Regions from separate parts of the Homo sapiens genome. Here region 1 is linked to region 2. The links are chromatin contacts, found by Hi-C in ENCODE. All regions are on one chromosome and are shown on one strand. The core of a region is the stretch at or near the end of the contact, and the rest is flanking DNA. Distances in the headings are between cores, read along the strand shown.

Region 1 (4,998 bases), core at 1,154-3,653, 120 kb before region 2:
GTTCTCCATGAGGGTCCTGCCCCTGCAGCAAACTTCTGCCTGGACATCCAGGCATTTCCATACATCCTCTAAAATCTAGGTGGAGGTTCCCAAACCCCAATTCTTGACTTCTGTGCACTCACAGGCTCAACACCATGTGGAAGCTGCCAAGGCTTGGGGCTTCCACCCTCTGAAGCCACAGCCCAAGCTCTACATTAGCTCCTTTCAGCCATGGCTGGACTGGCTGGGATGCAGGGCACCAAGTCTTTAGGCTACACACAGCAGGGAGTGCTGGGCTGGGCCCATGAAACCACTTTGCCTCATAGGCCTCCAGGCCTGTGATGGGAGGGGCTGTCATGAAGACCTCTGACATGCCCTGGAGACATTTTTCCATTGTCTTGGGGATTAACATTCAGCTCCTCGTTATTTATGCAAATTTCTGCAGCCAGCTTGAATCTCTCCTCAGAAAATGGGATTTTCTTTTCTATAGCATTGACAGGCTGCAAATTTTCTGAACTTTTATGCTTTGCTTCTCTTATAAAACTGAATGCCTTTAACAGCATCCAAGTCACCTCTTGAATGCTTTGCTGCTTGGAAATTTCTTCCACCAGATACCCTAAATCATCTCTCTCAAGTCCACAGTTCCACAAATCTCTAGGGCAGGAGCAAAATGCCAGCAGTCTCTTTGCTAAAACATAACAAGAGTCACCTTTGCTCCAGTTCCCAACACATTCCTCATTTTCATCTGAGACCACTTCAGCCTGGACTTTATTGTCCATATCACTGTTATCACTGTTAGCATTTTGGGCAAAGCCATTCAACAAGTCTCTAGGAAGTTCCAAAGTTTTCCACATTTTCCTGTCTTCTTCTGAGCCCTCCAAACTGTTCCAACCCCTGCCTGTTACCCAGTTCCAAAGTCATTTCCACATTTTCAGATATCTACAGCAGTGCCTTACTCTACTGCTACCAATTTACTATATTAGTCTGTTCTCATGCTGCTGATAAAGACATACCCGAGACTGGGCAATTTAAAAAAGAAAGAGGTTTAATGGACTTACAGTTCCACGTGGCTGGGGAGGCCTCACAGTCATGGCAGAAGGCAAGGAGGAGCAAATCACATCTTATATGGATGGCAGCAGGCAAAGAGAGAGCTTGTGCAGGGAATTTCCCCCTGATAAAACCATCAGATCTCATGAGACTTATTCACTACCATGAGAACAGCACAGGAAAGACCTGCCTCCATGGTTCAATTACCTCCCGCCAGGTCCCTCCCACAACACGTGAGAATTCAAGTTGAGATTTGGATGGGGACACAGCCAAACCATATCACCTTATATGTGTAATATAATCTTTTAATTGTATGAAGTAATTCGTGGTAGTTTGGGTTTTTGTTTCATTTATTCATTTGAGACAGGCTCTTGCTCTATCATTCAGGCTGGAGTGCAGTGGTGTGATCACTGCATACTGCAGCCTGGACCTCCTAGGCTCAAGCGATCCTCCCACCTCAGCCTCCCAAGTAGCTGGGACTACAAGTGCACACCATCATGCCCAGCTAATTTTTGTATTTTTTGTAGAGATGGGGTCTTGCCATGTTGCCCAGGTTGGTCTTGAACTCCCAGGCTCAAGCCATCTACCCGTCTCAGCCTCCCAAAGTACTGGGATTACAGGTGTGAGCCACTGCACATGGCTCATTTTGTTTTTATAATTATTATTATCATCATTATTATTATTTTTGAGATGGAGTCCTGCTCTGTCACCTCCGCTGGAGTGCAGTGGTGCAATCTCGGCTCACTGCAACCTCCACCTCCTGGGTTCAAGCAATTCTCTTGGCTCAGCCTCCCCAGTAACTGGGATTACAGGCACACACCACCATGCCCAGCTAATTTTTTTGTATTTTTAGTAGAGACGGGGTTTCGCCATGTTGGCCAGGCTGGTCTTGAACCCCTGACCTCAGGTGATCTACCTGCCTCAGCCTCCCAAAGTGCTGGGATTACAGGCGTGAGCCACTGTGCCCTGCCATAAATATTATCTTTAATTCAGTTTTGTTCACTATTTACTGGCTGTTGATGTACCCTTGTAAATTACTCTGATTTACTGCATAACAAAGTGAGCTTTTTTATTTAGTCATTCTAACATAAAATTTTTTATCATGCTGTGCTTTTTCACAAATATGTAATTGACAAATGCAAGTTGTATATATTCAAAGTGTGTTTTACTTTTCTTTAATGGATGGTAAAGACAGTAAAAGCTAAGAGAGAGATTAGCATTGGCAGGATTTCCATAGCAGAGCCCTTCAGGAGGAAGTGAGACTTTTGTTGGGTCTTCAAAGGGAGAAGTCACATAATCTTTGAAAGTGGAAATGGACGTTAGAGTTCATCTGCCCCACCTCTTCCTTTAGCAGATGAAGAAATAGAAATCTAGGGAAGTACCGTTTTCAAAAAAGGCTTTAATAAAGTTTCAACATTATCAGACCAACCGCAAGGTAATTGTAAGAGGAGAACCCCATGGCCCTACAATTGCAGGTTGTTTCTTTTTCTAGGTCTTTGCCTCTCTGCTCAGTGTATGCTCCCAGTACTATTCAAAGGGCCCTGAGTGGGTGGTTCAGATGCTGTTAGTCACTGACAGGGATGAGCGGACAGGAACCTCAGATCTCTCCTCTTCCCCTCTTGACCCCAGCAGGTGTTGCCTGTAGCCTATTAGATTACATCTGGGGCAGTGCGGTGCCAGCTGATGTACTGTCTGTTGTGGTTTATGCCTGGGGCTATGGTCCACCATATCCAAAGAGTACCAAGTGCTTAGAAATGGTACATACTATTCACTTCATCCTTAAAGAGCTGCTTCTCTTTATCATACAATTCGCATTTAGGAGGCAATTTGTTTGATAATAATAATAATACTAGTAAGTAACTCTCTTACTAGTCTTAACAGTGACTAGTAAGAGAATTATAATTCCCTCTCCCACCCCCAATCCCCACCATTTGTTAAAAAATAAAAGATGAAAGGGAGACTCAGATAAGTTAGCTTGCCCAAGGTCACGTCTTCCAAAATGGCAGAGTCAGGTTCTACCTCAGACACCTGGCTCCAAAATATGTGCTGTTTTCACTATAACTCACTAACTGTGAACTGTTATCTTTGTCATTTTGTTTAATCCTGTTTTCCTCTGTCATGAATTGGCAATTAATTTATAGTAATTTTTTTATGGTATTAGCAGTTCACTGAAAATAAGGTTGCCAGATTAAACACTAAGCAATATTTGGAACATTTTTTTTTGTTTGTTTGTTTGGCAGAGTCTCACTCTATCTCCCAGGCCAGAGTGCAGTGGAGCAATCGTAGGTCACTATAACTTCAAACTCCTGGGCTCAAGTGGTTCTCCCACTTCAGCCTCCTGAGTAGCTGGGACTACAGGTGTGCACCACCACACCTGCCTAATTTTCATTTTATTTTTTTGTTGAGACAGGGTCTTGCTATGTTACCCAGGCTGGTCTCAAACTCCTGGGCTCAAACGATCCTCCTGCCTTGGCCTCCCAAAGTGCTGGGATTACAGGCATGAGTCACAGTGCCCAGCCTGGAACATGTTTATACTAAAAAATTATTTGTTGTTTATCTGAAATTCAAATTTAACTGGGCAACCTCTATTTTTAATTTGCTAAACCTGGCAAACCAAACCAAAAATCTTTGAAAAAATATTATTTCTAGTGAGGTTATCCCCCTCATAAGGTAGAGAAACACATGGAATAGGTTGGTTACTGAGTGAAGACCTTAAATAAGTCTTCTCAAGTCTTAACGAGGGTTAAGGATTTGCCCCCTCCACCCACCAAGGGAATTTGGCAATGTGTGAAGATGTTTTTGGCATCCTGACTGGAGAGGGGTGGTGCTACTGGCATCTAATGGGTAGAGGCCAGGGATGCTGCCAAACATCCTACAATGCACAGGACAACTCCACAACAAAGAATGATCTGATCCAAAATGACAATCGTACCAAAGTTAAGTGACCTTGCCTTAAAATTTTCGCTGGTCAACCAGTAAAGAGAATTCTAACTTAAATTTTCCTTAAAAATCACTTAGTATAAAAAAAGTCACTTATTTATACTAACATAGTATACATCCAGAAGTACTATATATATAACATTAAATATATAATATTAAATATACATATACATATTTAATCCCTTTGAGGCTAGCAATACATTTCCATATAAAGATTTGTCTTTTTCTATTTCCCAGTAATATAATGCTAAAGCTGTTTATTTATCTGGACTAGTTAATTCACAATTATGGATGCTGGTAGCAGCAAAAGTTGACTCAATTTTTAAAAAATACCTTAGCATTTATGACCATAGACTATTGATTTCAGATTTGAGTCTTTACTTGTCTTTAATTATGTTCATTGAATAATGTTCTTGTACTAAGGGCAGGCTTAGAAATAGTGGTCTTGGGAAGCAACCTAGATATCAGGTTGAGCCATATGGTGGTCAAAACTGGTTGAATACTGGCAATTTAATGTGGTTTGACCTGATGTATGCTGTGCAGTTAGATGGCACAAAATGAAAATGAGCTTTAATCCAATCCATGCTTCGAATCACAGTTAGAGCCTTCGTTGGTCCCCAGAGCTGCTGTAGCTTTTGGTCCTGGGTTAGAACTTTTGCTGAGCAGTTGGAGAGGCCGTTTTAATTTTTTGTTTTAATTATTAATGGAATTTGGGAAACTGTCTTTCAGCTCTTTGCAGCGCCAGCCTTTTTCTCCTTTATCTGCATCCACGCATTTCACTGAAGTTGGTCATATAGAACTTGGGCCCCCAGGTGCACAAAATGTGCCCAAGCCTTTAATAGCAAGTAAGTCAACCAGTAAAGAGAATTTTAACTTCAATTTGTGGCCTTTAAAAAGTTGTATCCAGATTTATCTCAGGGTCCTGAAGTAAGAAAAGGAATAGTATATTATAAATGTATTTCTTTTAAGGAGCCCCTAGAGGTAGGGGACACAAGAGAAATGCCAACTGCCCCTTGTTCAACACTCTTGAAG
Region 2 (5,495 bases), core at 2,561-5,060:
AGCTTATTAATTCAAGCAAGACTTATTCAGTTCCTACAACCTGTACTATACTGTTTAAGCTTGCAGGCCCGTATCTTGGTTTTCACTTCCTAGATACGTGGATGTGGAGAGGGTTCTTAATCTCTCTGGGCCACAGTTTCCCACTCTATAAAATGGGTAAATAAGACTTAGTCTCATAGGGTTGCTTTAAGGAATAAATGAATAAACCTATATAAAGTACTAGAACAGTCCCTGGTACAAGATAATCATTCAATAAATGATATAGAAGTTGACAATGATGCTAATGATGGAGATAGAGATGCTGGGTATTGTGGGTACAATTACGTAGAGGCAACAGCCTTTGCTATCCAGTAGCTAATGGGGGAGTATAGACAAAGAGACAATTTCAGTGCAGTAAGTTCTGAGACAGGGTGAGTACACAGGGTATCCAGTTTTGTCCTAGAGGGCATATTAGTTAGTGTAAAGTTGCTGTAACAGAGACCTCAAATACAGTGACATAAAGACTATAGAAGTGTATTTCTCTTTCACCTAATATTTCCGAAGTGAATAGTTATGTTAGTAATGTAGACTGACTCCTGTAACAAACAATTCCCAAATCTGAGAGACTGAAGACAATAAAATGCTTATTTCTTGATCACATCATGGTCTCATCAGGTGATTAGATAAGTGTCCTTCCTTGTGGTCATTTAGGAACCCAGGCTCCCTGGCTCTCTTTGGGTGACTTGTGTCTATAAAGTGGGGGAGAATGAATGGATTTTGAAGGATGACTAATTGCTGCCACAGGGATCCATTAATGGTATAATATAGCAGGAGGCCAGAACATGGGGAAATGGGGATGTGGGGATGACAAGAGGTAAGGCTGTAGAGGCATAGAGAGAACAGATCATAAAAGACCTTGAATGCCAAGTTAAGGAGGCTGGACATATATAAATGATAGAGGAATGGGGATAGGAATACAGTCTGGTTCTTTTTTTTTTAAGTTTTGAAAAGACACTCTGGCTGTAACATAAAGAGAATTTTGGAGAGACACAAGAGGGTACCAGTTAGAATCAAATCTATTACATTAATCGAGGCAGAAGATGATGGCTTGAATCAAGGTGGTATCTAATAGAGAAAATTAGATGGCTCTGAAGGGAATATCTTCAAGACTTGCAGACTAATGGACTAAGGAGAACTGGTAAGAATGACAGTGGGGACCATAATGACATCCTGCCAACAATTCTCTGACATGGGGAAACCAAGGAGGAGGGTATAGGAGGTGGGCCAAAGTGGGGCATTATAAATCAGGGTTTGACTTCATTGAGTTTCAGGTTACTTGGGAGTTTTCCAATGAAGCTGTCCAGTTGGTCTTTGGTGAAAGAGACATGGATTTCAGAAGACAGAGATCTATACTAGAACTAAGGTCCCGCAGTGTACAAATGGCAGTTAGAGCAATGGGAGTCACTAAAAGGATACCATGTAGAAAAGATACCATGTAGAATGAGAATAGAGTAGACCCAAGACAGAGGCTGGTGGAGCATTAGTGTACGTCATATAAAAGAGAGATCACAAAGGAGGCTTAAAGAGTGGCCAGAGGACTCAGAGAGGTCTCAAGAGAATGTGATATCAGAGAAACCAAGGAAAGACACGATTTCAAAAAGGACAGTCTAGTCAACAGTGTCATGTAAGAGAAACTGCAAAGAGCATCACTGAACTTATCCACAGTGACTTTACAAAGACCAATTTGTGTGGCTTGGTGGGAGCAGAAGCCAGACTGGGTGGACTGATAGGAGGGTGAAGGCTATGGAGGGCATATAACAAGTGCACACCACTCTTTCAGAAAGTCAGTCTTCAAAGAGGATGAGAGAAAGAGCCAGTAGCTTAGTGGAATATGAGGTTGAGGAATTTTGCTTTATGTACATAATGGGAGAAAACTATGCATGGCTGCCAACTAGAAAATGAGGTTGGGTGAAGATAAAGGTGAGAAAGGGCATAATAAATGGAGGTGGGAAAGGAATCAAGAGCATCATGGATGAGATTAGCCTTGAATATGAGTTCCCTTCCCCATGAGTCATTTCCTTTGTGGATGACTAAACAATAGAACTGTATTTCTTATACTGAGGGGAAATATATTTCCTTATAACTCTCATCTATTAGTCTTATTTCTGCTTCCTCAGCTCTTATATGGCTGCAATTCTGTTTCCTCTTCAGTTTCTTCTGTAAACATCCATAGTTCCTTCAAACATTTTTCATATGATTTGATCTCAAGCTTTCATTTGAGCAATGTTCAGCTTAAAATGTCAAGCCCAGAACTGTCAAAAAGCTTTCCAGATGTGGTTTGGCATATGCAGTACCAAGCCCACTGTTTATGTTTTCTTTCTTAATCTGAATATTAATATATTTAGTATTACACAATAATTGCAATTATGAGCAATTTTTTTCCTAAAAATGTCACACTATACAAACATTTCTTACGTGCTTATAAATAATTAAGACCCCCAAGTCTTTTTTCCAGAAACTGCTTTTTAACCAGATCTTCCATGTTAAAAGCTTAGTATGGGTCTCAAGTTTCTCTCTGCTAGTTTTGACTTATTCCAAGCTGTCACCCTATTGGATAGGAAATGGACTCTGACATCCAATATATTTTACTCTCTCCCAGTCAGTGCTATCAACTTCAACATTCACAATGCTGTTGTGGGAGGCAGAATTCTAAGATGATGCCCATGATTCTCACCCCCCGGTATCCACACTGTGGTGTAGTTCTCTCCCCTTGAGTGAGGGTGGAATCTGGGACTTGCTTCTAGATAATAAAGTATGGCAAACGTGAAGGGATTTTGCAGATGTAATGAAGGTCCCTTAGCAGTTGTCTTTGAGCTAATCAAAAGGGAGATTATCCTGGGTGGGCTTGACCTACCCAGAGGAGCCCTTTAAAAAAGGGTCCAGACCTTCTGGAAGATGAGACCTGAAGCAGGATGTCTCTTCTGATGATTTTGAAGAAACAAACAACCATACTGTAAACAAGCTATGGAATGGGTGGTCTCTAGGTTGAGAGCCTCAGTTCTCCAACCGCAAGGAACTAAACTCTGCCAACAACCTGAATGAGCTTGGAAGAAGTCCTTGAGTCCTATGATGAGACCACTGCTCCTGCCTTGATTGCAGAGGACCCAGCTAAAGCCCCACAAAACGGTGAGTTAATAAATGTATGTCGTTCTAAGCCACTAAGTTTGTTTTTCATTTGTTATGCATGATAGGAAATGAATGTACTTGTCTTGAGCATTACCGTCCATGTTTTGGGTAAGAGAGTTGGACTGCACAGGGAGAGAGCACTATCTGTTTGAGACTCCCTCCTCCACTTCTCACCTGTGGCTTCCATAGCATCCCTGATGCTATTTGCCCACCCAGGCTAATGAACTTCACTTGGTGAGAGGTAGAAAACATCACTGTAGTGCACCATATATTAGCTTCTGAGCCAGAAAAAAATAGAGGACATACTGAAAACCAGTTATGTTCGTATTGTATACTACTGTGGTACTTATTAACCATCCTGCTGACTCATTCTGTGACAAAGCACCTGAATCATGCATTAGCAGACCGTCTCTGTCATTGTGAGAGAGCCATTTGCCTCAAAATAAAGAATGTCTGTTAATATTCTGGGCAAACTTGAGACTCTTGACTGAGAGGCCAACCCTGCCCTCTCATTAGTACTTTGTGGGTGTCAAGACTTTCGTTAAAATTCCACTTCCTTTAATGTGGTCACCTTGGCATGCTTTTTGAATGAGTTTAGTGGCTTAGGGAGGATTGGTTTTTCCAAATACTAGGCAAGAATGCAGAAAGTAATTGGATTTGGTATACTTCGTAGCATTTCATCGGATTGCTTTGAGAAGAGCTCTTAAAGAAAGGCTTTATTTAAATCAGAACAAAGAGGGAGATTCAGCTGGAGGCACTGATGAGCTTCTATGGGATTCTATGACTAATGCTGCATGTCTATACCAGGCTTCCATGTAGACGGATATTATGACATTAGTGTGTGTAAACTCCACAGTGCTGAGGGAGGAGGGGAAGATGGTCACCCCACTCCATTTAAGAAAGTTTGTAGGAATGTAGTGAGAATCCAGGAGGCTGAATGGATTTTATGTTGCTTCATGAACAAGTGAGCAGAAAACTTCAGTTTTTGGGTGATTTTGTATCTCAGAGATGCTTTCAGGCAATAGCTCTGCACCCAGCATAAGCAGGCTGTCTCAACCTTAGCACTACTGACATTTAGGGCCAAGTAATTCCTTCTGTTTTTGTTTGTTTGTTTGTTTGTTTTTTGAGTTAGGGTCTCATAGGGTCTTGCTCTGTCACCCACGCTAGAGTACAGTGGTGTGATCATAGCTCACTGAAACCTCGAACTCCTGGGTTCAAGCGATCTTCCCACCTCAGCCTCCCCAGTACCTGGGACTACAGGTATGTGCCACCATGCCCAGCTAAGTTTTTCTATTTTTGTAGAGACAGGGTCTCACGATATGGGCCAGGCTGGTGTCGAACTCCTGGACTCAAGTGATCCTCCCACATTGGCCTCCCAAAATGTTGGGATTACTGGTGTGAGCCACCATGCCTGGCCCATTTAGTATAAATTTCAAGAAGTGAGTTAGTTGCCAGATCAAAAGAGCAGAATAATCTTAACACTCTTGATTTATATTGTCCAAATACTCCCCAAAAAAGTTGTATCAATATTCACTCCCAACAGCATATGAGAATCATTTGTTGCTTAGTATTCACATAGTTAACATTCACTGACACTGCGTATTTTTTAAGTATCAGGAATATATCTTTAAAATTGTCACTAATTATAATCTGTTCAATTTTGTATTTCTTATTTGAATATGAGTTTGTCTAATGACCAGGGAATTCACAGTTACTACTACCAATAATAAAAAATAGTCACATTGAAAACCCAGAGAAAAGTGAGCGAATATGGTTTTCCTTTCTGAGTTTTTGCTACTGCTTTCCTAAAACCTACTGTCCTGCTGGGACCATTCCTACAATTTCCAATCTAATTCCAACCTTCTTATAGGAGAGATGTGATCAAGAGCATGTTTGTTCAAGAGTTTCTACTCTATACACACAAAAAAACAGAGGATTGAATTGTCATTGAGCCAATTTGTTTTTGCCAATAATTGGGAAGAGCCTCAGATATCAACAAATCAAATACTTAGAGAGAAGGCTGTTGAAAAACTGGAAAGAAAGATCTAAAATGTCATGAATTTGTCCATGGATGTTCAGTTAATTATTCACTATAAGAGGTAATTTTCAATTCATCAAACCACTATCTATATTTATTGTTCTTAAGGAAGGTGAAGCACCAGCTTCTAATTAAGAAAACTAGCCTGGCTAATCTAACAAAATGGAAGTAAGAGGTTGAAGCCATTTACAGAACTTAGTTTCCTGCTGTTCATTCTGACTTGCCCAAGCTTCCTGATAGTAATGAAATTTTCTTCAGGTGGAAGACCAAGACTTGGGAGAGAAATTGAGCA

What was found. Hi-C counts contacts between places; a loop is a spot of excess contacts on that map. Pooled maps may share reads with other maps.
Region 1: a loop to region 2 is called in a map with no recorded cell type, with 7 times the contacts of the local background. The contact joins two enhancer-like sites. A Hi-C loop is called at or near these places in 7 of 37 single-sample maps with no recorded cell type and 3 of 50 pooled maps.

What each region holds. Positions count from the first base shown.
Region 1 is chrX:15,900,953-15,905,950 of GRCh38, forward strand. No RefSeq gene overlaps it. Among named protein-coding and RNA genes, the nearest start is that of AP1S2, 49 kb to the left of the region's middle. Within about 2 kb of position 2,404, at least 4 of the 41 ENCODE cell types and tissues checked have a DNase peak (open chromatin) inside an H3K27ac peak, as active enhancers do.
Region 2 is chrX:16,020,706-16,026,200 of GRCh38, forward strand. No RefSeq gene overlaps it. Among named protein-coding and RNA genes, the nearest start is that of GRPR, 100 kb to the right of the region's middle. Within about 2 kb of position 3,811, at least 4 of the 41 ENCODE cell types and tissues checked have a DNase peak (open chromatin) inside an H3K27ac peak, as active enhancers do.